Linked DNA regions of Homo sapiens: region 2 is linked to region 1. Evidence: chromatin loops called from intact Hi-C (ENCODE). Cell type or tissue: endothelial cell of umbilical vein. All regions are shown on one strand. Each heading gives the region's core, and the rest is flanking DNA. Links, peaks and the distances in the headings are about the cores only. Region 1 has its middle 43 kb from the start of LINC02643. Region 2 has its middle 34 kb from the start of LINC02643.

Region 1 (11,554 bases), core at 1,845-9,844:
AGTCACAACTTCTTGGTGAGGAGGTTCCAACAGGAGGGTCTTCACTGGGTGTTGTCAGGCAGTCTATGAATTTATAATATCGTCTCCTTGGAGAATTTTTTTTTTTTTTTTTTTTTTTTTTTTTTTAGCGTCGAGAGTGTGGTCCTTAGCCTCAGAGGCACAAAATCCTCATTTATCAACCCATGGATTGTGGAGAGTGGAGTGTTTCTCATGGCTGGAGTAATATGAAGCAAACTCAGGGAATGATGGATAAACCAAAGTTCCTGCCAATTTCTCATGACTAAAAGGGCTGAGGGGGACCGAATACTGGCAACTTTTGACCAACAGCAAAGGCAGGCTACATGGGAAGTCAAATTCTACAAGAAGAAGCTGCTTAGGGACCTCAGAAATCAGAACTAGGGGAGCTGGTTTTCTAATACAAATGTTAATGATGCCAGAGTAAGATGATCTGCTATGTCCACCTGCACAGCGGAAGATCCCTGTCATCTTGCCTAGGCAGAGTGAGTTGTTGTTAGATTAGATCAGGACCCGCCCTCCCTTGGCCTGGGCTGAGGGGCCACTGCCAACATTTGCCTCTGACATTCTACTTTTTAAAAAAAGTTTCTATGACTCACCACAGGCTTACGAATGCAGACGGTCTGGTTAATTCAAGCTTGGAGTTCTGGAAATCATCGCATCATTTTAGGGCAGTGTTTCTCAAAGGGTGAGCTTTTGAACACATGCAGCAGAATCACACACATGCTTGAGTATGTGTGTTGGTTAAAAATGCAGGCCGGGTGCAGTGGCTCACGCCTGTAATCCCAGCATTTTGGGAAGCCGAAGCGGGTGGATCACCTGAGGTTGGGAGTTCGAGACCAGCCTGACCAACATGGAGAAACCCCGACTCTACTAAAAATACAAAATTAGCCAGGCGTGGCGGCGCATGCTTGTAATCCCAGCTACTCGGGAGCCTGAGGCAGGAGAATCGCTTCAACCTGGGAGGTGGAGGTTGTGGTGAGCCAAGATCACGCCACTGCACTCCAGCCTGGGCAACAAGAGCAAAACTTTGTCTAAAAAAAAAAAAAAAAAGGCAGATTCCTAGATCTCATTTCTGTTGATCTGAATGAGTGTCTCTGGGGCTGGGGGCTGGGAATCCCAATGTGAATTTTAAGCCAACATGCCAGTTGAATTTAATGTACAAAAAATTTGAGAATCATTGTTTTGGGGCGACCTTGTGTATCTCTGTAATCCATTATGAGTTGATTTTGGAGTGGACCATCTTATATCCAAGGCTTATGAAAATCTATTTAATATTGGTGACACTTTGGCTATCTTCGTTATGTTGTTGGTTACAAAATGCAATTGGATGTTGTTTTTATTTTTTTTTTTATTTTTTGAGTCTGAGTCTTGCTCTGTCACCCAGGCTGGAGCACAGCGGCGCCATCTTGGCTTACTGCAACCTCTGCCTCCCAGGTTCAAGCAATTCTCCTGCCTCAGCCTCCTGAGTAGCTAGGACTACAGGCTTGTGCCACCACACCCAGCTAATTTTTTTGTATTTTTGTATTTAGAGGCAGGGTTTTACCATGTTGGCCAGGCTGGTCTCAAACTACGGGCCTTAAGTGATCCACCCGCCTTAGCCTCCCAAAGTGCTGGGATTACAGGCGTGAGCCACCGTGCCTGGCCAGATATTGTTTTTAAAACAGATTCTTGAATTGGGGTAATTCTATGTAATGAATATAGTCATGATTCTGGTATGTAGTTCTGGTATGTAGAAAAGGCAAAATCCCAGCCTGGCCAACATGGTGAAACCCTATCTGTACTAAAAATACAAAAATTAGCAGGGTGTGGTGGCGTGCGCCTGTAGTCCCAGCTACTCAAGAGGCTGAGGGAGGAGAATCACTTGAACCCTGGAGGCAGAGGTTGCATTGAGCCAAGATCGTGCCACTGCATTCCAGCCTGGGCGACAGGGTGAGACTCTGTCTCAAAAAGAAAAAAAAAAGAAAAGGCAAAATCATGGTATAACTCCCCTTACATTTTGTATTAATGGGGCTTTTTGTCTGCTACCCATCATTAGTTGATATAGCTTTTAAACTAGTTATTTTTTCCTCCCAGCTTTATTGAGGTATAATTGACTAATAAAACTGGTATATATTAAGGAATGCAACTTGATGATTTGTTTGTTTTGTTTTTTGAGATAGGGTCTCACTCTGTCACCCAGGCTGGAGTGCAGTGGTATGAGCCTCTGCAGCCTCAACCTCCTGGGCTCAAGTGATCCTCCCACTTCAGCCTCCCAAGAAGCTAGGACTACAGATGCATCTCACCACACCCAGCTAATTTTTTTGTAAAGCTGGGGGTCTCCTTATGTTGTCCAGGCTGGTCTCCAACTCCTGGGCTCAAAGGATCCTCCCACCTCAGCCTCCAAGTACAAAAAATTTGTAGCTGGAACTACAGGTGTGCACCACCATGCCCACCTAATTTTTTTTTGGTAGAAATGGGGATCTTCCTATGTTGCCCAGGCCGGTCTCGAACTCTTGGGCTCAAATGATCCTCCCTCCTCAGCCTCCCAGAGTGTTGAGATTATGGGCCTGAGCCACTGTGCGCAGCCAAGGAGAGACTTTTTATTTTTCCTTTCAGTACAAAGTTTCTCGGGTCCTCCTTGATTTTCTACTGGATCTTCTCACTGACAGAGCAAAAGGGTTCTTACCTCCCATTATCACTTCCTATGTAATTATCCACTGGTCCAGGCACTCAGGGGTTATGCTTCTTTCATTGACAAAGACTTTTGTTTTTTTTTTTTTTTTTTTTTGGAGGCAGAGTCTCCTCCTGTTGCCGAGGCTGGAGTGCAGTGGCAAGATCTCAGCTCACTGCAACCTCTGCCTCCTGGGTTCAAGTGATTCTCCTGCCTCAGCCTCCTGAGTAGCTGGGATTACAGGCACGTGCCACTGTGCCTGGCTAATTTTTGTGTTTTTAGTAGAGATGGGGTTGCACTGTGTTGGCCAGGCAGGTCTTGAACTCCTGACCTCATGATCTGCCCACCTTGGTCTCCCAAAGTGCTGGGATTACAAGCGTGAGCCACCGGGCCCGGCCAAGACTGTTATTTTATCTGCAGCTACACGAAGAAACAATTGCAGCTCTAGCACTCAGCCGGATTAATCACAGATATGTGATCCCTGCACACCAGCACACTGCCTTCTTGAACAGGGCAACTTTGAATTAACATCAGAATGAGATCAAGTAACATCACTAATTATGATTCATAACAAACTTCTACCCATTATTAGAAAGGAAATGCCAACGCCTGACCATTCTTAAAACTATTATTTTATTTTATATTTTTTGAGACCGTGTTTTGCTCTTGTTGCCCTGGCTAGAGTGCAATGGCGCGATTTCGACTCACCACAATCTCCGCCTTCCCGGTTCAAGTGATTCTCCTGCCTCAGCCTCCTGAGTAGCTGGGATTACAGGCATGAGCCACCACGCCTGGCTAATTTTTTGTATTTTTAGTAGAGACGGGGGTTTCTCCATGTTGGTCAGGCTGGTCTTGAACTCCCGGCCTCAGGTGATCCGCCCACCTCGGCCTCCCAAAATGCTGGGATTAAAGGCGTAAGCCACTGTGCCCGGCCCTTAAAACTATTTTTGACCTGTTATGAAAATAGTGTAATTTGAGAAGGAAGAGAGAAGCATGAGAATTAGTTTTCTGGCCAAATGATGTAGTATTTTGCAAACTGACTACATCTTAAAAATACAAAAAATAAAAGATAATGTTGCCGGATGCGGCGTCTCATGCTTGTAATCTTACAGCCCCCACATGGGGGCTGAGGCGAGCAGATCACCTGAGGTCAGGAGTTCGAGACCAGCCTGGCCAACATGGTGAAACACTGTCTCTACTAAAAATACAAAAATTAGCCAGGCGTGGTGGCATATGTCTGTAATCCCAGCTACTCGGGAGGCTGAGGCAGGAAAAATCACTTGAGCCCACGAGATGGAGAGTGCAGTGAGCCAAGATTGTGCCACTGCACTTCAGCCTGGGTGACAGAGGGAGACTCTGTCTCAAAAAGAAAAGAAAAGAAAAAAAGGTAATATTTATTTTGTGTACACCAGAGTAAATAGAGCCCATTTTTTTTTTTTTTTTTTTTTTTTTTTAAGATGGAGTCTCGCTCTGTCGCCTAGGCTGGAGTGCAGTGGTGCGATCTTGGCTCACTGCAAGCTCCGCCTCCTGGGTTCATGCCATTCTCCTGCCTCAGCCTCCGGAGTAGCTGGGACTACAGGCGCCCGCCACTACGCCCGGCTAATTTTTTTTTAATTTTTTTTATTTTTAGTAGAGATGGGGTTTCACCGTGTTAGCCAGGATGGTCTTGATCTCCTGACCTCGTGATCTGCCTACCTTGGCCTCCCAAAGTGCTGGGATTACAGGCGTGAGCCACCGTGCCTGGCCCCAATAGAGCACAATTTTTATATAGAATTTTTTATTTAGGCTGGAGAAAAAGCAATTGCAGTTTTTGCCATTAAAAGTAATGAATTTGGCCCGGTGTGGTGGCTCATGCCTGTAATCCCAGCACTTTGGGATGCCAAGGCAGGCAGATCACGAGTTCAGGAGTTCAAAATCAGCCTGACCAACATGGTGAAACCCCTTCTCTACTAAAAATACAAAAATTAGCTGGACGTGGTGATGCATGCCTGTAATCCCAGCTACTCAGGAGGGTGAGGCAGGAGAATTATTTGAACACGGGAGGTGAAGGTTGCAGTGAGCCTAGATCGCACCACTGGACTCCAGCCTGGGCAACAGGACCAGACTCCGTCTCAAAAAAAAAAAAAAAAAAAAAAGTAATGAATTTGCAGAATCCATTCCCTTTAGCATGAGTTTTCAAAGGCAGACTTCAAGTGTGTTTACCTATCTGGTAGGTTAAACGAGTTCACATCCTTAAAGCTTAGGGCTGTGTTGTGGATGTACACTCCTTGAGCATGTGGGGAAGGAAGTTAGGCACTGACGTTTTTCCGGAATATTCCCTTACCCGATGCCAAATTTCCTATTGCTAATCCCTCATCCTGATCCCTTTCCTGGGGAGTCCTGCCTAATACCAAACCTGTAGACTTTCTGTACAAGGGATGTGGTCTGACAACACACAAGGTTTATACTTTTTAAAATGACACGAGGAATTTTTGTTCCTGTCTTCCAGCAGGCTGTGAGGAGATTTTTATCAATTTGATTCATCACTGTGAAAATGATCTCCTGATTGAGTTTCTTTTGAATTTTTGAAATGGTTAATGAATAAATTGATCTTTTTAATTTTTTTTTTTTTTTTTTTTTGAGACAGGGTCTTGCTCTGTCACCCAGGCTGGAGTGCAGTGGCATGATCATAGCTCACTGTAGCCTCAACCTCCTGGGTTTAAGGGTTTAAGCGACCCTCCCATCTCAGCCTCCTGGATAGCTGGGACTACAAGCATGCACCGCCAAGTCCAGCTAATTTTTTAAATTTTTTGTAGAGACGGGTCTTGCTACGTTGCCCAGGCTAGTCTCAAACCTCTGGGCTCAAGTGATCCTTCCACTGTGGCCTCTCAAAGTGCTGGGACTACAAGCATGAGTCACCATGCCCAGCTGCTTTTTGTTTGTTTAATATTGGAGAGATGTTGCCATAGTTATTTCTTGATTTTCCACACACAGCTTCTGTGTGCTGTGACCTTACTCATGGCAATTCAGTTTCTTATTATACCTTAAGGACAGTGGTACCTTCCTCATTTAGTTTTGTTCAAGATAATACTGTTTGTCCTTAAAGAATGTTTTGAAGATGTACTTTTATAGAACTGCACTCCCACATTATTTCTTGTCTTTTCGCATGATTCTGTGTATTTGCTTCCATTTTCCTGGGACCTTCCTCCAACCTAAATCTTTGGTACTACATTTTTCCTTTTTTTTGTTCTCTAAAACAAAGAGACTTTACTAATCATTAGGAAAACGCGAATCAAAACCACAGTGGTAGCAAGGCGTGGTGGCTTATGCCTGTAATCCCAGCACTTTGGGAGGTCGAGGCAGGTGGATCACTTGAGGTCAGGAGTTTGAGACCAGCCTGGCAACATGGTGAAACCCCATCTCTACTAAAATACAAAAATTAGCTGGGCTTGATGGCGCACACCTGTAATCCCAGCTACTCGGGAGGCTGAGGCAGGAGAATTGCTTTAACTCAGGAGGTGGAGGTTGCAGTGAGCTGAGATTGCGCCACTGCACTCCAGCCTGGGTGACAGAGTGAGACTCCATCTCTAAAAAAAAAACCGAGCTCCTCTGTCCAGCTCATGGGAAAGGTGAATTTCTGGATTGCTCCACTGCACTCCAGCCTGGGCAACAGAGCAAGACTGTGTTTCAAAACAAAACAAAACACAATCAATGATATACCACTTTCACATCCATTAGGATAGGATGGCTTTAAAAAAAGAAAAAAGAAAAACCCCAGAAAGTAATAAATGCTGGTGAGGGTGGGGACAAATTGGAACCCTTGCATATTGCTGGTGGGAATGCAAAATGGTGTAGCCACTGTGGAAAACATGAAGGTGCTTCCTCAAAAAAGTAAATATACTATCACCATGTGATCCAGCCATTCTTTTGGGCATACACCCAAAAGTACTGCAAGGAGGTTCTTTTAGCGACATGTGTACACACTCATGTTCATAGCAGCATTATTCACAATAGCTGAAAGGTGGAAACAACCCAAGTGACCATTTGCAGATGAATGGATAAACAAAATGTGGTATATACATACAATGGAATATGATTCAGCCTTAAAAAAGGAAGGAGGCCGGGTGTGGTGGCTCATGCCTGTAATCCCAGCACTTTGGGAGACTGAGGCGGGCGGATCACCTGAGGTCGGGAGGTCGAGACCAGCCTGACCAACATGGAGAAACTGTCTCTACTGAAAATACAAAATTAGCTGGGCATAGTGGTGCATGCCTGTATTCCAGCTACTCGGGATGCTGAGGCAGGAGAATTGCTTGAACCTGTGAGGCAGAGGGTGCTGTGAGTCAAGATCATGCCATTGCACTCCAGCGTGGGCAACAAGAGCAAAACTCCGTCTCAAAAAAAAAAAAAAAAAAAAAAAGGAAATTCACATGCACAACATGGATGAACCTTGAGGACAGTATGCTAATTGAAATAAGCCAGTCACAAAAGGACGAATGCTGTATGGTTCCACTTATATGCGGTACCTAGAATAGTTGAATTCACAGAGACAGATAATAGAAAGGTGGTTGCCTGGGGCTGGGGGAGGGGAGCAGCAATGGGGAGTTAGCGTTTAATGGGGGCAGAGCTTCAGCTGGGGAAGATGAAAAACTTCTGGAGATGGATAGTGGTGACAGTTGCACAGTGGAAATGTACTTCATGCCACATGTTACGTATATCTTATACATAACGTAAAATTTAAAAATGGCTTGAAAAAGGCAAGGAATGGCTGGGTGCAGTGGCTCAGGCCTGTAATCCCAGCACTTTGGGAGGCCAAGGCGGGTGGATAACATGAGGTCAGGAATTCGAGACCAGCCTGGCCAACATGGTGAAACCCCAACTCTACTAAAAATACACACACACACACACACACACACAAATTAGCCGGGCATGGTGGTGCACACCTGTAATCCCAGCCACTCGGGAGGCTAAGGCGGGAGAATCGCTTGAACCTGGAAAGCAGAGGTTGTAGTGAGCCGAGATTGCGCCACTGCACTCCAGCCTGGGTGACAGAGCCAGACTTCATTGCAAAAAAAAAAAAAAAAAAAAAAAAAAAAAGGAAAGAAAAGGAAAAAGAAAAAGACAAGGAAGACTCTTACATTGTTATTTTACAAAATACAGCCCTTCCAGGAACTGTCCTGTACTAATCTGTACTGTCACGGCCAGGGCTGTTTAGCAACACAAAGTTCGCGTCAGTCACCTCTCCTTTAGGACCCATCACCTCCTGCAGCCTGTCCAGAAAACTTAAAGGTTGGGTGACACGTGAAGATGCCGGACCCCTCGTGGGGATGATGTGGTGAGTCATCCATCTGCAAGATCAGAGCCTGACTCTAGACTATGCTGGAGGCCAGGTGAGACTCTCTAAACAGTCTAGCCTGCCTATTTGCAGAAGCAACAGGAGGAAAGAGGGAGGGTGGGGAGAAACTCAAACCCTGACTTTAGACGTTGTAGGGCAGCTCAGAATTTCCCAAATTCATCTGGTCATTAGAATCCCCTGGGTGATTCCAGGGCTTCGTCAGACCATCCAAGGGCAGGTGCTGAGAATCTGGTTTTGGTTTGCTTTGTTTCAAGTCAATGCTTTAGGCAATTCATCACAATCTGGAAAGTCTGGGAAATACTGGTGGGCGTGAGAGCATGGGCTTGATTTCTTTATAAAAGGAGTGAAACCTGGGAAGTGCGAGGGGGCCTGTTGTGCTCAGATGTGGTGCTGCTGCTATTGCAATGAAGGTGGCAGTCAGGATGTGTCCCTTAGAATGGGAGGAGTTGCTTGCCTGGTGTGCTTAGAGGAAAAACTACATGGAAAAGCAGAGGACTGGTAACTGACTGAGGTTGTCCCTGCGGTCCTTTGCCCCCACTGTTTTTTTTTTTTTTAATTTTAGTCAGGGTCTCGCTCTGACAACCAGGCTGGAATGCAGTGGTGCAATCATAGCTAACTGCAGTCTCTATCTCCTTGGCTCAAGTGATCTTTCCTTCTTTGTCTCCCAAGCAGCTGGGGCTACAGGCACATGCCGCCATGCCTGGCTATTTTAAAAATTTTTTGTAGAGATGACATCTTGTTATGTTGCCCAGGTTGGTCTCGAACTCCTGACCTCATGCAATCCTCCCACCCAAGCCTCCCAAAATGCTGGGATTACAGGCGTGAGGCACCACACCCAGCCTCCAGTTGTCCATTTAATTAGCAGAAGGGACATAGTTTCTTTCCAATCTGTTGTGATTGTTGTGACTTCTGGAAGATGGCTCTTTGGAGGAGTTGCTTAAGCTTAGGATCTTCCCTGCTCTATAAGCTCTTAGGCACATCACTCAGATGAAGTAATATATGTAAATATTTATATATATTATATATAAAAATATTTAATATTTATATATTAAAAATATTAAATATTATATATTATATTTAAATATTTTATATTTATATATTATATTTAAATATTTTCTATTTATATATTATATATAAATATTTTCTATTTATATATTATATTTAAATATTTTCTATTTATATATTATATATAAATATTTTCTATTTATATATTATATATAAATATTTTCTATTTATATATTATATATAAATATTTTCTATTTATATATTATATATAAATATTTTCTATTTATATATATTATATATAAATATTTTCTATTTATATATATTATATATAAATATTTTCTATTTATATATAATATATAAATATTTTGTTTATATATATTATATATATTTTATATTTATATATTATATATATTTATATATAAATATATTTTATATATATTATATTTTTATATAAATATATTTTATATAAATATTTATATATAATATATTTTATATATAATATATTATATAATATATTATATATTATATATAACATATTTATATATTATATATAAAATATATATAATATATTTTATATATTATATTTAATATAAATATATTTTATATATATTATACTTATCTATAAATATATTTTTATATAATAATAAAATATATTTATATATAAATATAGTTATATATAATAATAAAATATATTTATATATAAATATAGTTATATATAATAATAAAATATATTTATATATATTATATTTATATATAACTATATTTATATATATTATAGTTATATATAAATATTTTATATATTATAGTTATATATAAATATTTTATATATATTATAGTTATATATAAATATATTTTTTATATATATAAAACCACACCTGGCTGTTTTGTTTTTTGAGACACAGTCTCACTCTGTCACCCAAACTGGAGTGCAGTGTCACGAGCACAGCTCACTACAGCCTCAACTTCCTGGGCTCAAACTATTCTCCCATCTCAGACCTCAAAGAGCTGGGACCACAGGTGCACACCACCACACCTGGCTAATTTTTAAATTTTTTGTAGAGACAGGGTTTCACCACATTGCCCAGGCTGGTCTCAAACTCCTGACCTCAAGCGATCTGCCTGCCTCGGCCTCCCAAAGTGTTGGGATTACAGGCACGAGCTACCACATCCGGCCACAATACTTTTTATATTATATATTTTATCAAAAAATATTACTTCAGCCTGTAATCCCAGCATTTTGGGAGGCCGAGGCGGATGGATCACGAGGTCAGGAGATCGAGACCATCCTGGCTAACGTGGTGAAAGTCTCTCTCTCCTAAAAATACAAAAAAATTAGCCAGGCGTGGTGGCGGGCGCCTGTAGTCCCAGCTACTCGGGAGGCTGAGGCAGGAGAATGGCGTGAACCCGGGAGGCGGAGGTTGCAGTGAGCCGAGGTCGCGCCACTGCACTCCAGCCTGGGTGACAGAGCGAGACTCCATCTCAAAAAACAAACAAACAAACAAACAAACAAACAGACAGACAGACAAGCAAAAAAACAAAAAAACGTACTGTGCTAAGTATTGAAAGGTCCCAAGATAAAAAACACATCAACTTCCTGTTATCCAGAAACTTAAAAATAGCAATTCCCATGTTAGTTTTAAACCTGCAGAATTAGTGTCGATGTATATTTATGATGTATATTTTATACTTATTAAACTAATTATGCACAAGTTGCAAGCTCCTGTACTCCCAGAACTGGCAGCTATTTTGTTTTTTGTTTTTTGTTTTGTTTGTTTGAGATGGAAGAGGGAATCTTACTGTGTTGCCCAGGCTTGTCTTGAACTCCTAGGCTCAAATGATCCTTCCACCTCAGCTTCTTAGTAGCTGGGATTATAGGCACACATCACTATACCTCGCTCCTGGCAGTTATTTTGTTTCTGGAAATTCAGAGAACAAGAATAAACAAAAATTACAGCTCTTTGGGAAGCCGACGGGGGCGGATCACCTGAGGTCAGGAGTTTGAGACCAGCCTGGTCAACATGGTGAAACCCCATCTCTACTAAAAATAATAAAAAAAATTAGCCAGGCATGGTGGTGGGCACCTGTAATCCCAGCTATTCAGGAGGCTGAGGCAGGAGAATCGCTTGAACCTCGGCAGAGGTTGCAGTGAGTAGAGATCGTGCCACTGCACTCCAGCCTGGGGAACAGAGTGAGACTGCGTCTCGAAAAAGAAAAAAAAGAATGAACAAAAATTAAATTTATGTTTTTCCATTTCAGCTAAGCCTCAAACTTCTACTATCTTCACAAATGGACTCAAAGACTCTGGATTTTCTAAGGTTTTTTGAATTTCCTTATATTGAGATCTTAATAACCCTGTTTGACCTGGATATTTGTATTTTTATATATATATTTATTTATAGAGATAGGGTCTTGCTCTGTTGCCCAGGCTAGAGTGCAGTGGCATGATTATGGCTCACTGTAACCTGGCCAACAACAGCGAGACTCAGTCTGGAAAAAAAAAAAAAAGAAAAGAAAAAAAGAAAAGTGTGGTGGGATTGTTCACACCT
Region 2 (11,554 bases), core at 2,365-10,364, 76 kb before region 1:
CAGATTCATCTGAGGGCTCTTGCAGTATTCAGGTAGGACTTCTTAACCAGCCCCCTGACACACCCTTTGATTCTTTGAACCATCAGCTGTAACCCTCAGGGTGAACTGTAATCCCCAGGGAGGACCACAATCTCCAGGGTAGATTGCAATCTCCATGACAGACTGCAGCAGGATCCTTCTGTTCTCTAACTCGGGGTCTCCAACCCCTTGGCTATGGATGGGTACTGGTCCATGGTCTCTTGGGTACCAGGGTGGATAGCAGAAGGTGGGCTGTGGGTGAGCGACCATTACCACCTGATATGGCTTGGCTGTGTCCCCACCCAAATCTCATCTTGAATTCTAGCTCCCATAATCCCCACATGTTGTGGGAGGGACCTGATGGTGGTAATTGAATCATGGGAGTGGTTTCCCCTATACTGTTCTCATGGTAGTGAATAAGTCTCATGAGATCTGATGGTTTTATAAGAGGAAACCTCTTTCGCTTGGCTCTCTTTGCTTATCTCTTTTTTTTTGCTCTTGTCTGCCACCACGTAAGACGTGCCTTTCGCCCTCTGCCATGATTGTGAGGCCTCCCCAGCCACATGGAACTGTGAGTCCATTAAACCTCTTTTTCTTTAAAAATGACCCAGTCTAGGCTATGTCTGTATCAGCAGTGTGAAAACAGACTAGTACACCATCTGAGCTCTGCCTATCAGATCAGAGGCTGCATTAGATTCTCATAGAAGCATGAACTCTACTGTGAATTGTGCATGTGAGGGATCTAGGTTGCATGCTCCTTATGAGAATTTAATTCCTGATGATCTGAGGTGGAACAGTTTGATCCTGAAGCCATCCCCACCCCGCATCTGTGGAAAAATTGTCTTCCATGAAACTGGTCCCTGGTGCCAAAAACGTTGGGGGCTGCTGCTCTAATTCAATCTTACAGAGGAGGAAAAATAATTTTCTCCAAATCCTTTGCAGGGAAGAAAAAGTAACGTCTTTCCCTCACCCATCACAAGGTTCATGGCTGAAACTCCTATAACAAAAGGCATTAACAAGAGAAAAGCATATAAACTTAATATAATTTTTTTTTTTGAGATGGAGTTTCGCTCTTGTTGCCCCGGCTGGAATGCAACCTCTGCTTCCCAGGTTCAAGCAATTCTCCTGCCTCAGCCTCCCAACTAGCTGGGATTACAGGTGTCTACCACCATGCCTGGCTAATTTTTTGTATTTTTAGTAGAGGTGGGGTTTCACCATGTTAGCCAGGCTGGTCTCCAACTCTTGACCTCAGGTGATCCACTTGCCTCACCCTCCCAAAGGGCTGGGATTACAGGTGTAAGCCATCACACCCAGCTAAACTTAATATAAGTTTTATGTGACACAGGAGTCTTGAAATGAAGACCCAAAAAAATGGGAAAACTGGTTTTTTTTTTGTTTTTAGAGGTGAGGTTTTGCTATGTTGCCCAGACTGGAATGCAGTAGCTATTCACAGGCACGATCATGGCACACTACAGCCTTGAACTCCTGGGCTCAAGTGATTCTCCCGCCTCAGCCTCTCAGTAGGTGGGACCACAGACACACACCACCGCACCTGGCAAAACTGTATTTTTATGCTTAGGTTTGATGAAGAGTGGATATGATACGGACAGAGGACAGGGAAATACTGGGTAGAAGAGGGCAGTTCCTGGCAAAGGCCCCACCTTTAAGCCTGGAGGCCCACAGCCCTAAATGGGGACCGGCATTCCTGTTTTTGCACCCAAAACATTGCCTTTTGGTCCACCATGCCCTTTATCCTGTATCCACATAAACCCTAAACCCCAGGCTCCAGAAGGAGACGAGCAGATGAAGGGATGGGACAAGCAGATGAATGGCAAAATGATGCGGCAGAGGAAGAGGGAAGAAGAGGAATATGTGAATGCCGAGAGGAGTTTTGCTGGGGGTGGCCAGAGAGGAATTGGGCCGCTGGACAGCCAAGCTCCAGGGGAAGATCATCTTCCCACTCCATCCCCCACTTCTGGCTCCCCATCCATCCTGCTGAGAGCCACCTCCACCACTCAACAAAAACCTGCATTACCCTTCAAGCCCATGTGTGCCCCGATTCTTCCAGGATGCTGGGCAAGAGTTTGAGATACAAAAAGCTGTCACATTGACCTTCTGCCCCTGTGAGAAGGCAGAGGGTCCATTAAACTGGTTAACATTTAAGTCATCTGTGGATGGCAGGGCAAAAAGGGCACACTATAACACACGCCCACTTGGGCTCCTGCATCTGTCCGTCTGTGTACTCCCCCTCACCTGAGAGGTTTGACCAGGAGCAGCGGCTGAACAGGTGAGCCACGCCCCTGTCGCACATCCTACGATGGGGATCAGGAAACTCTCCCATTTCAGATAGCTGTGTAGAAATATAACTGAATCCAAGCTCGTACCACTTGCTGCACAGCAGCCAGTAAGTCAAGAGACAAAGTATCGGGGCAAGGAAAACAACTTCATTCTGAGAGCCAGCAAACTGAGAAGATGGCAGACTAGTGTTCAAAAGAACCATCTTGGCAGGGTGTGGTGGCTCACATCTGTAATCCCAGCACTTTGGGAGGCTGAGGCAGGTGGATCACTTGAGGCCAGGAGTTCGAGCCAGCCTGGCCAACATGGTGAAATGCCGTCTCTACTAAAAATACAAAAATTAGCTGGGTATTGTAGCAGATGCCTGTAATCCCAGCTACTTGGCAGGCTGAGGCAGGATAATTGTTTAAGCCCAGGAGGCGGAGGTTGCAGTGAGCTGAGATTGCACCACTGCACTCCAGCCTGGGTGACAGACAGAGACTCTGTCTCAGAAAAAAAAAAAGAACCATCTTAAGTCAGTTACAAATTTCAGACACTTTTTATGTTAAGGGCAGGGAGAAGAAAAGAGGGATTGTGGTCAAGAGAGGTAACTGATGATCACAGACATCTGGGCATCAGCAAGGGTCCGAGGAGGTTGGGAAAATTCTTTGTCCTGAGTCAGGTCACAATGTTTCTATAATTTTTTTTTTTTTTGAGATGGCGTTTCACTCTTGTTGCCTAGGCTGGAGTGCAGTGGCGTGATCTCGCCTCACCGCAACCTCTGCATCCCAGGTTCAAGCGATTCTCCTACCTCAGCCTCCTGAGTAGCTGGGATTGCAGGCATGCACCACCATGCCTGGCTAATTTTTTTGTATTTTTAATAGAGACGGGTTTTCTCTCTGTTGGTCAGGCTGGTCTTGAACTCCTGATCTCAGGTGATCCACCTGCCTCGGCCTTCCAAAGTGCTGGGATTACAGGGGTGAGCCACCGTGCCCGGCCTAACATTTTTATTTGTATATATATCCTCCTTATCTCCTCTTGGGTTAGTTTTGGGAAAGGGACTATTATTTTTTTTCTAAAGCTAAACTATAAACTAAATTCCTCATATAATTAGATGGTATGCATGCAAAGTTAAGCAGAAGCTTTTGAACCTAAAGGATATTACCATGGTGGAGGGGGTGGTCAGAGACAAAATGGAGTCAGTCATGCTAAGACTCCATCCACTGTTACAGAAGGATGATTGGGGCTGGGTACAGTGGCTCACGCCTGTAATCCCAGCATTCTGGGAGGCCAAGGCTCGCAGATCGCCTGAGGTCAGGAGTTTGAGACCAGCCTGGCCAACATGGTGAAACCCTGTCTCTACTAAACAAAAATTAGCCGGGTGTGGTGGCAGGTGCCTGTAATCCTAGCTACTCGGGAGACTGAGGCAGGAGAATTGCGTGAACCTGGGAGGCGGAGGTTGCAGTGAGCCAAGATCGCGCCACTGCTCTTCAGCCTGGGTGACAGAGCTAGACTCTGTCTCAAAAAAAAAAAAAAAAAAAAAAAGAAGTATGATTGGAGCAAGAGATCTAATGGTAATAGACTGGGGGAAAATTAGTAAGGCTTGTTTGTTCAGATTCTTCTTTGTTTCTCTGTCTTCATTCCTTTCATGTGAATATAGGAAGGACCCTTCTGGAATGACTATTTTGGGAAGTTCAGAGAATTCTTTCACGACCTGCTTCAGGAGAGAAGGTTAGAAGGTCAGAGAGATCTTCTTGCTTCTGCTGTTTTCTCAAATGCCAAAGTATCATATTTTGGGATAGCATGTCCTGAACCCCATTACTTTCATAGTACTTAGTTGGGATAGACCCCTGTAACAAAAGACAGATTAACAAGAGAAAAACAAACAGAAGCTTATTACCATGTATACCTCATGTATACACAGATGATATCCAGAGAAATGAGTACAATCTCAAAGAGGTGGCTTTGAATTCAGGATTAAATACCATTATCTGCAGAAACAGTGCAGGGAAAGGCTTATGGGGATGTGATCAGAAAAATTATGGTAAATAAGAGAAAAGCTTGTTATGCAGATTTAGGTTGATGCCTCCTCCAGTTAATGTAGAATGTCTGGGCTTCTGACTGAACTCCATCCTCAAACCTGGAACCTCAATTCGACCCTAAGTGAAAACAGCTGACCCTGATACAGAAGGGCTGGGCTCCTGGCTAAATTCCACCCTCAAGCCTGGAAACTCGGCCCCATTTTTCACCCAAATGATTGCCTTTTTGGCCTATCCTGCCCCCTATCCTGTGCCCATAAAAACCAGAGCAGCTGGCAGAAAAAAAAAAAAAAAAAAAAGAAAAGACAAAACAGGCAGCTGACCAGCAAGGATATAAGCTGCTGAGCCTCAGGGATGCAAGCTGCTGAATGGTGAGTAGAGAAGCAACTGAGTGTTGGAGACGATGGTTAAATGCGGCTAACTTCAGACAGTGCAGTTTCAGAGGGGAGCCTGGCCAGAGACAGCTGGACTGCAGGGAAAGATCACCTTCTTCCCGCACTGTCTCCTTTCCAGCTCCCCTTCCACTGAGAGCCACTTTCACTATTCAGTAAAGTCCTCCACGTTCATCATCTTTCAAACAGTTCATGTGACCTGATTCTTCCTGGACACTGAACAAGAACTCAGGTGTCAAAAAGGGCAGGTGCGGGAGGCTCTCACCCTCACCATTCACTGAGCTGTTAACACTTAGCTGTCCATGGACTGCAGGCTTGGTGAAACGAGCCACTCTAGTTCCTGCCCACAAAGGGGGTCAAGGTCAAGGGAATAATCCCATCTCACAGTGATAAGAGTCTCTTGTGATTAAGAGTCATCCTTCTCTTTCTTGTACAGGAAGATATCCTTAAAAATGGAGATTCCCTTTACAGATGTAAATTTCCCTTACAAAAGGGTAACTTCTACTGTTTTCAGAACATCTCTTGGGTTTGTAGTTTCTCAAACTCATCCTTATGCCAAAGAGGCATTTTTTTTGGGTGGCATATTTTAGTCGTCTACAGTCATTGTGGGGTGCATACTTTTGGTCCCCTACAACTTATAGAATTTTTCCTGTGGAGTTTAAGCCTCACAGGAGGCAGGGCCTCACTGCTCCCCAGCCTTCTTTCTTTCCCTGAGTTTTCTGGTGGAGAGATGGGCTACACGTGGGGATCTTACTCTGGCTGTTTCACAGTTTATTATTCAGTATTTTGGTAGCCACACACCCTCCGTCTCTGAGACAGGAAGTAGACTCAGAGGGAGGTGTGACGTGTCTTATCACTTTTTTCGGTCTGGCTCTGGTTAGATTTTTCTTAACTTAATTCCACTGGCAATAACAACGGGTGGAAATTTCTAACAGGTTTTGGCATGAGATTCTCTCTCAGTCTGACTTTTCAGTAGGAGAAAGGAAGCTGATGAGGAATCCAGTTCTCCTTTGAACAGTGACTTAGCAATGTCTTCCCTCTACACGAAATCTACCTTGCTCTCTATGGGTTTCAGTAGTCTGTACAATCTGACCTAATCCCGAAATTCACACCCTCCACTGCCAGGAGGCTGGCCTCCTTTGCTCTTTTTTTTCATGCCACTTGCTTCCTGGCAGGTTCCCTTTCTCTGTTTAGCTATATTCTTTCATGTGTAAACCAAAAATAAAATACTAAGTCCTCCAAGTGACTAAATGGACTCCCCTCTTGGCCAAGGGGATTCCAAAGAAACATAAAAAACTAGCTCAGGCCATGACGGGAAGGGAAGTTGGACATGCCTCATTATACCTTCTCCCTTTTGGAGTTGAAACATAATTGACCACATTAACATTAAAATAAAGATCATAAGACTGACAAAACAGACTCTTTGTAGCAATAAGGTAACAAATTCCAACTTGACTCTGGTATAGCATCACAAGACAGATAACAACAAGCCTTAGAAGAAATCAAAGTATTTTATTCCAAAGTGAGACAGGCTAGTTCCCTTGACCTAGACCCCCTTCAGGGGTGGGAACTGGAGTGACTCCTTTCACTCAGCCTGCTCCTGGCCACTGCTTGTGAGAGGGAGCATGTGAGCAAGCAAATGCGGGAACTGGAGGGAACGAAGCTAGAACCGGCTGGTCACTCCTGTCTGGCGGGAGCAGGCTCTGTGCAACTCCCTACGGCATCCAAGCCCCTGCACTCTCAGCGCCTGGGTTCTTGTCTGCTGTCCGGGAAAAATCAGGTCACTGGAATGGATCGAAGGGTGGTGTATGTGGAGGGTTTTAATGGGCAATGGATGTGGCTCTCAGTGGAATGGGGAGTTGGAAAGGGGATGGTGTGGGGAGAAGGTGATCTTTCCCTGAAGCCACACTGTTTGAAGTTAGCTGTGTCTATCCGTAGTCTCCAATGCTCAGCAACTTGCGTCCCCACTGGTCAGCCATATGTGTTGCTCTGCCAGCTGAAGTCTTTTTATGGGCACAGGATAGGGGCATGGCAGGCCAAAAAAAGCAACATTTGGGTGGAAAAACCGGGCCAGCTGTTTTCACTTAGGGCCATGGTTTCAAGATTAAGGATGGGTTTAGCCCGGAGCCCAGCCATTGGGTATCACAAGTATGTTTCTTTTCTTCTTCTTCTTCTTTTTTTTTTTTTTTGAGACAAAGTTTCACTTTGTTACCCAGGCTGGAGTGCAGTGGCATGATCTTGTCTCACTGCAACTTTTGTCCCTTGGGTTTAAGCGATTTTCCTACCTCAGCCTCCTGAGTAGCTGGGATTACAGGTGCACACCACCATGCCCAGGTAATTTTTGTGTTTTTAGTGGAAACAGGCTTTCACCATGTTGGCTGGGCTGGTCTTGAACTCCTGACCTCAAGTGATCCACCTGCCTCAGCCTCCCAAAGTGCTGGGATTACAGGCGTGAGCCACCTCGCCTGGCTCAAAAGTATATTTCTTTGACATATTTTGGAATGGCTCTGCAAAGCCATCTCTTGTGGGGGTAAATTCACATTCTGTAGAGAATCTCCTTTCCTTACTAGGTCTTTTCCTGATTGAAGGGAGATTTAACTGAGACTCTGACACCTTTTAAGATCCAAAAGCAGACATTTACCATCTATTCTCTCTGAAGCCTGCTACTTAGAGGTTTCGTGTACGTAACAAGAACCTTGGCTTCCACAACCTCTCTTATCTTAACTTAAGCATTTCTTTCTGACTTCAACTCTTTTTTTTCTGAGATGGAGTCTCACCCTGTCACCCAGGCTGGAGTGCAATGGCACAGTCTTGGCTCACTGCAACCTCCGCCTCCTGGGTTCAAGCGATTCTCCTGCCTCAGCCTCCTGAGTAGCTTGGATTGCAGGCGTGCACCACCATGCCCGGCTAATTTTTTGTATCTTTAGTAGAGATGGGGTTTCACCATGTTGGCCAGGCTGGTCTCAAACTCCTGACCTTGTGATCTCCCAAAGTACTGGGATTACAGGCGTGAGCCACCGCACCTGGCCTTCTGACTTCAACTCTTTAGGCAACACTTAACTCTTTCAACCAATGGCCAGTCAGAAAGTCTTTGAATCCAACCATGACCTGTAAGCATTTCCCCTTCAAATGACCTGCCTTCCTGGGCCAAACCAATGTGTACTTTCCATGTATTGATTTACGTTTTTGCCTGTAACTTCTGTCTCCCTAAAATATATAAAACCAAGCTATAACCCCACCACCTTGGGCACATGTTCTTAGAACCTCTTGGGACTGGGCCCCAGGTTATAATAATTCATATCTGGCTCAGAATAAACCTCTTTAAGTTACAGATTTTGACTATTTAAAATCAACACATGTAATGCCAGATCCAGTTCCATCTCCTTCATGGAGCCTTTTTATAATCCCAATCTATGCTGAGGCCCTCTGCTCTCATCCATTCATTCATTCACTGATGTGAGGGCCAAGGTCTGTGGCACTCCCTAAAGGTTCGCTGAAAAAAAATCACTGACCTGGGGGAGATTGAGTAATGGGAGAAAAGGCGTACAAATTTATTTAATGTGTATACACGGGAGCGTTCAGAATGAAGACTCAACCCAATAGTGAGGTACAAAAGTTTATATACCATCTTAGGGCTACAGAAAGAAAGGGGGTTTGGATCCTGGAGGTAGAAATAAATTATTAAGGCAGATAGTGAGGGCAACAGAGTCCTCAGCAGAGTGTCCCTTACAACAAAAAGCAGCCCCCAAAATCATTTCTAACAAAGAGCAGCCTAAGAAATTGAGCTGCAAACATGAACAAGGAAGCTGCAAGCTTGCACAGGGGAATGCCAGCAACTGTGCCAATAGAAAAGGGCTACCTGGGGGCCAGGCATGTCCAGCACGGAGGTTCCATCTTCCCTTTTTTTGGTTACCACATGTACAGTAAATGAATGGGCAACATGGTGCAGCTCAGGCAGAGGACCTGCCTGCATAATAAAAGATTAGGGCGGGGCTACCAGAAATTCGTGCCCTATGCAAATGGCACACCCAGTCTAACCAGTTTTTTGCACCCTATGTAAATCAGACGTCACCTCCTCACCAGCTCATCAATACACCCCCCTGCATTTCACTGCAGATCCAGCATTTTCTGGGAACCCCCCTCTGTAGCAAAGAGCTATTCTCTTTCTTTCGCTTACTATGCTTTCAATCTCAACCTTACTCTTTGTGTGTCTGCGTCCTTGTTCTCTGTGGCCATGGGACAAGGAACTTGGGGTGTTACTCCAGACAACCAGGCTGTTTCAGGGATAAAACAGATTATGGAAGAGGGTAGAAGTGGAATTCTTTGAGGGGATTACTAGGGAGAATAAATGGATCTGGGAACAGAGATTAACTTGTAAATACTTCTCTTTGACAGTGATAGGGTGGTTCAGGTGTGGTTACATTCTTGGTCTTACAGGGAGCGGAAGAAAAAACAATTGTTCTTCTTGATGGGCCTGGATCTTAGGCAGATAAAGGAACTTTTAACTCTTTGGAAGAGATGGTCGTGGTGGTTGGGGGAGGCCAGAGAGAACTTGAGACTTCTTTTTCAGTATGTCAATGTGATGTATTTTGGGGTATTTGGTTTCTGAGTACCAACACTGAACAAATTTGCTAGATGCTTATGCTATGTCAATCACCATGCTTAGTGAGAACCTCAGAGTAAATAAGGCAGGCTGGTCCTTGCCTTCATGGGACTGAGAGTGTTGAAGGAGTCCTAGACATGACACATATGAAAGTCACATCATAATAGATTCTTTAGTCCTCCTTGTAATCCTTGTTTATTAATTAGGGTAGTCTTTTTTGCAACCCATAAAATCCAGTTCTGGGATATGGGCCAAAACACATATTTCCTGGGAAGGCCCCGCGGCTCCTCACAGAACTGAAGGGAGAACCAGAACCCTGGCTTCCAGTTGGCGGCAAGAGAGAACCTCCAGGGATTTCAGCTGCAGAAACATTTAGACTTTCTCTTCAGGGCACCAAGTCTGCTTCAATAACTGCTACTTTCTGTATCCATGCCAAGTTTCAAGTCCCAGGAGAAAACTGGAATGTTTAAGCTTGAGTCAGGTGATTGCCTCTAGAAATGAGGCACCTCTCTGGATGCAGGCAGGGAGAGGTGGGTGTGGGGGCTGGGGCCATGGAGGGCCTTTCCCAGAGTGGGGAGATTGTGGTGTGGAGCCATTCTCCTGCAGATGCTGTGCCGTGCTGCCCAGATTTCTCCTTCAAGGATGGAGAACTTATATCCCCAGCTGCTGGGTGTGCTGTTGGCCGGGTGGGAGCCATCAGTGTTCAGCGGTGGCCTGGGAATGGCCTCTGCCCAAGGAGTCACTTTTGTCCCATGTCACGCTCCTGCTTGGGCATTCAATGAGTGGCAGGAATGTGTGGAGCTGTCTATAGGCCCAGCGTGGGACAGTTTTAAAGGGACATCCCAGCTTCAGAGCTTGCCACAGCAGGCCGCTCAGCTCCATCTGGCCGGTCCTGAGTCCTTCATTTTCCCAACAGGCGTTGGCCCTGAGAGCCCTCCCTGGTAAATTCCTGTGCTCCGATCTCCTCCCCAGAGTCGGCTTCCTGAGGAACCCAACCTGCAACACACCCCAGTGGAATCTGCAACACTTGTGATGCTCACATTTACACTCTTTTTTTTTTTTTTTTTTTTTAGAGACAGTATCTTGTTCTGTCACCCAGGCTAGAGTGCAGTGTTGCCATCATAACTCACTGCATGCAGCCTCGAACTCCTGGGCTCAAGTGATCCACTTGTCTCAGCCTTCCAAAGTGCTGGGATTACAGACAGGAGCCACCACGCCTGGTTCGCAGTTCTACATTTTATTATATATTATATGGCATCGTTTGTTAATTATTTCACATATTCCTTATGCTTCCTGTTATGGTCTGAATGTTTCTGTCTCCTCGAAACTCATATATTGAAATACTAACCCCCAAGGTGATAGTATTAGGATATTAGGAGGTGGTGCCTTTGGGAGGTGATTAGGTCATGGGAGTGGGGCCCTCATGAATGGTATGAGTGCCCTTATAAAAGAGACCCTGGAGAGCTTGCTGGCCCCTTCCCCTATGTGAGGACACAGTGAGAAGGCTCTGTCTATGAGCCAGGAAGAGGGCTCTCGCCAGACACTGAATCTGCCAGCACCTCAGTCTGGGACTCCCCCACCTCCAGAACCATGAGAAATAAATCTCTGGGCCAGTCGCAGTGGCTCACACCTGTAGTCCCAGCACTTCGGGAGGTGGGGGTAGGAGGATCACTTGACCCCAGGAATTTGAGGCCCACTTGGGCCACATAGCGAGAACTTTCTCTACAAAAAAGTAAAAAATTAGCCAAGTGTAGTGGTGCATATCTATAGTCCCAGCAACCCAGTAGGCTGAGGTGGGAGGATTACATGAGCCCAGGAGTTCAAGGCTGCAGTGAGCTGTGACTCAACCACTCTATTCCACTCTGGGCAACAGAGTGAAACCCCATCTCAAAATAAAAAAAGGAGAAGAAGAAGAAGAAATAGGCCAGGCTCAGTGACTCACACCTGCAATCCCAGCACTTTGGGAGGCCAAAGTGGAAGGATTACTTGAGCCTAGAAGTTTGAGATCAGCCTGGGCAATATGATAAGACCCCCATCACAACAAAAATTAAGAAGTTAGCTGAGTGTGGTAGCACGTGACTGTGATCCCAGCTACTTGGGAGGATGAGGAGGGTCATTGGCACCTGGGAGTTTGAGGCTGCAGTGAGCTGTGATTATGCCACTGCCCCCTAACCTGGGTGACAGAGTGAGACTCTTTGTCTCTAAATAAATAAATAACTAGGCCAGGT

What was found. Hi-C counts contacts between places; a loop is a spot of excess contacts. Peaks named below come from ENCODE experiments on the same cell type or tissue, not always from the same donor. Only the 100,000 strongest peaks of a DNase experiment are listed, where the experiment ranks them.
Region 2: it touches region 1 in a loop (2.9-fold over the local background); 7 of 110 quality-filtered maps call a loop at or near these places.

Annotation. Positions count from the first base shown.
Region 1 is chr10:21,324,206-21,335,759 of GRCh38, reverse strand. No RefSeq gene overlaps it. Among named protein-coding and RNA genes, the nearest start is that of LINC02643, 43 kb to the left of the region's middle. In endothelial cell of umbilical vein, for the core only: no CTCF peak of the experiment used is centred there; DNase peaks (open chromatin) are centred at 4,979 and 5,599; H3K27ac peaks cover 2,925 bases.
Region 2 is chr10:21,401,007-21,412,560 of GRCh38, reverse strand. No RefSeq gene overlaps it. Among named protein-coding and RNA genes, the nearest start is that of LINC02643, 34 kb to the right of the region's middle. RefSeq lists an enhancer at 8,936-9,475. In endothelial cell of umbilical vein, for the core only: no CTCF peak of the experiment used is centred there; a DNase peak (open chromatin) is centred at 5,600; H3K27ac peaks cover 751 bases.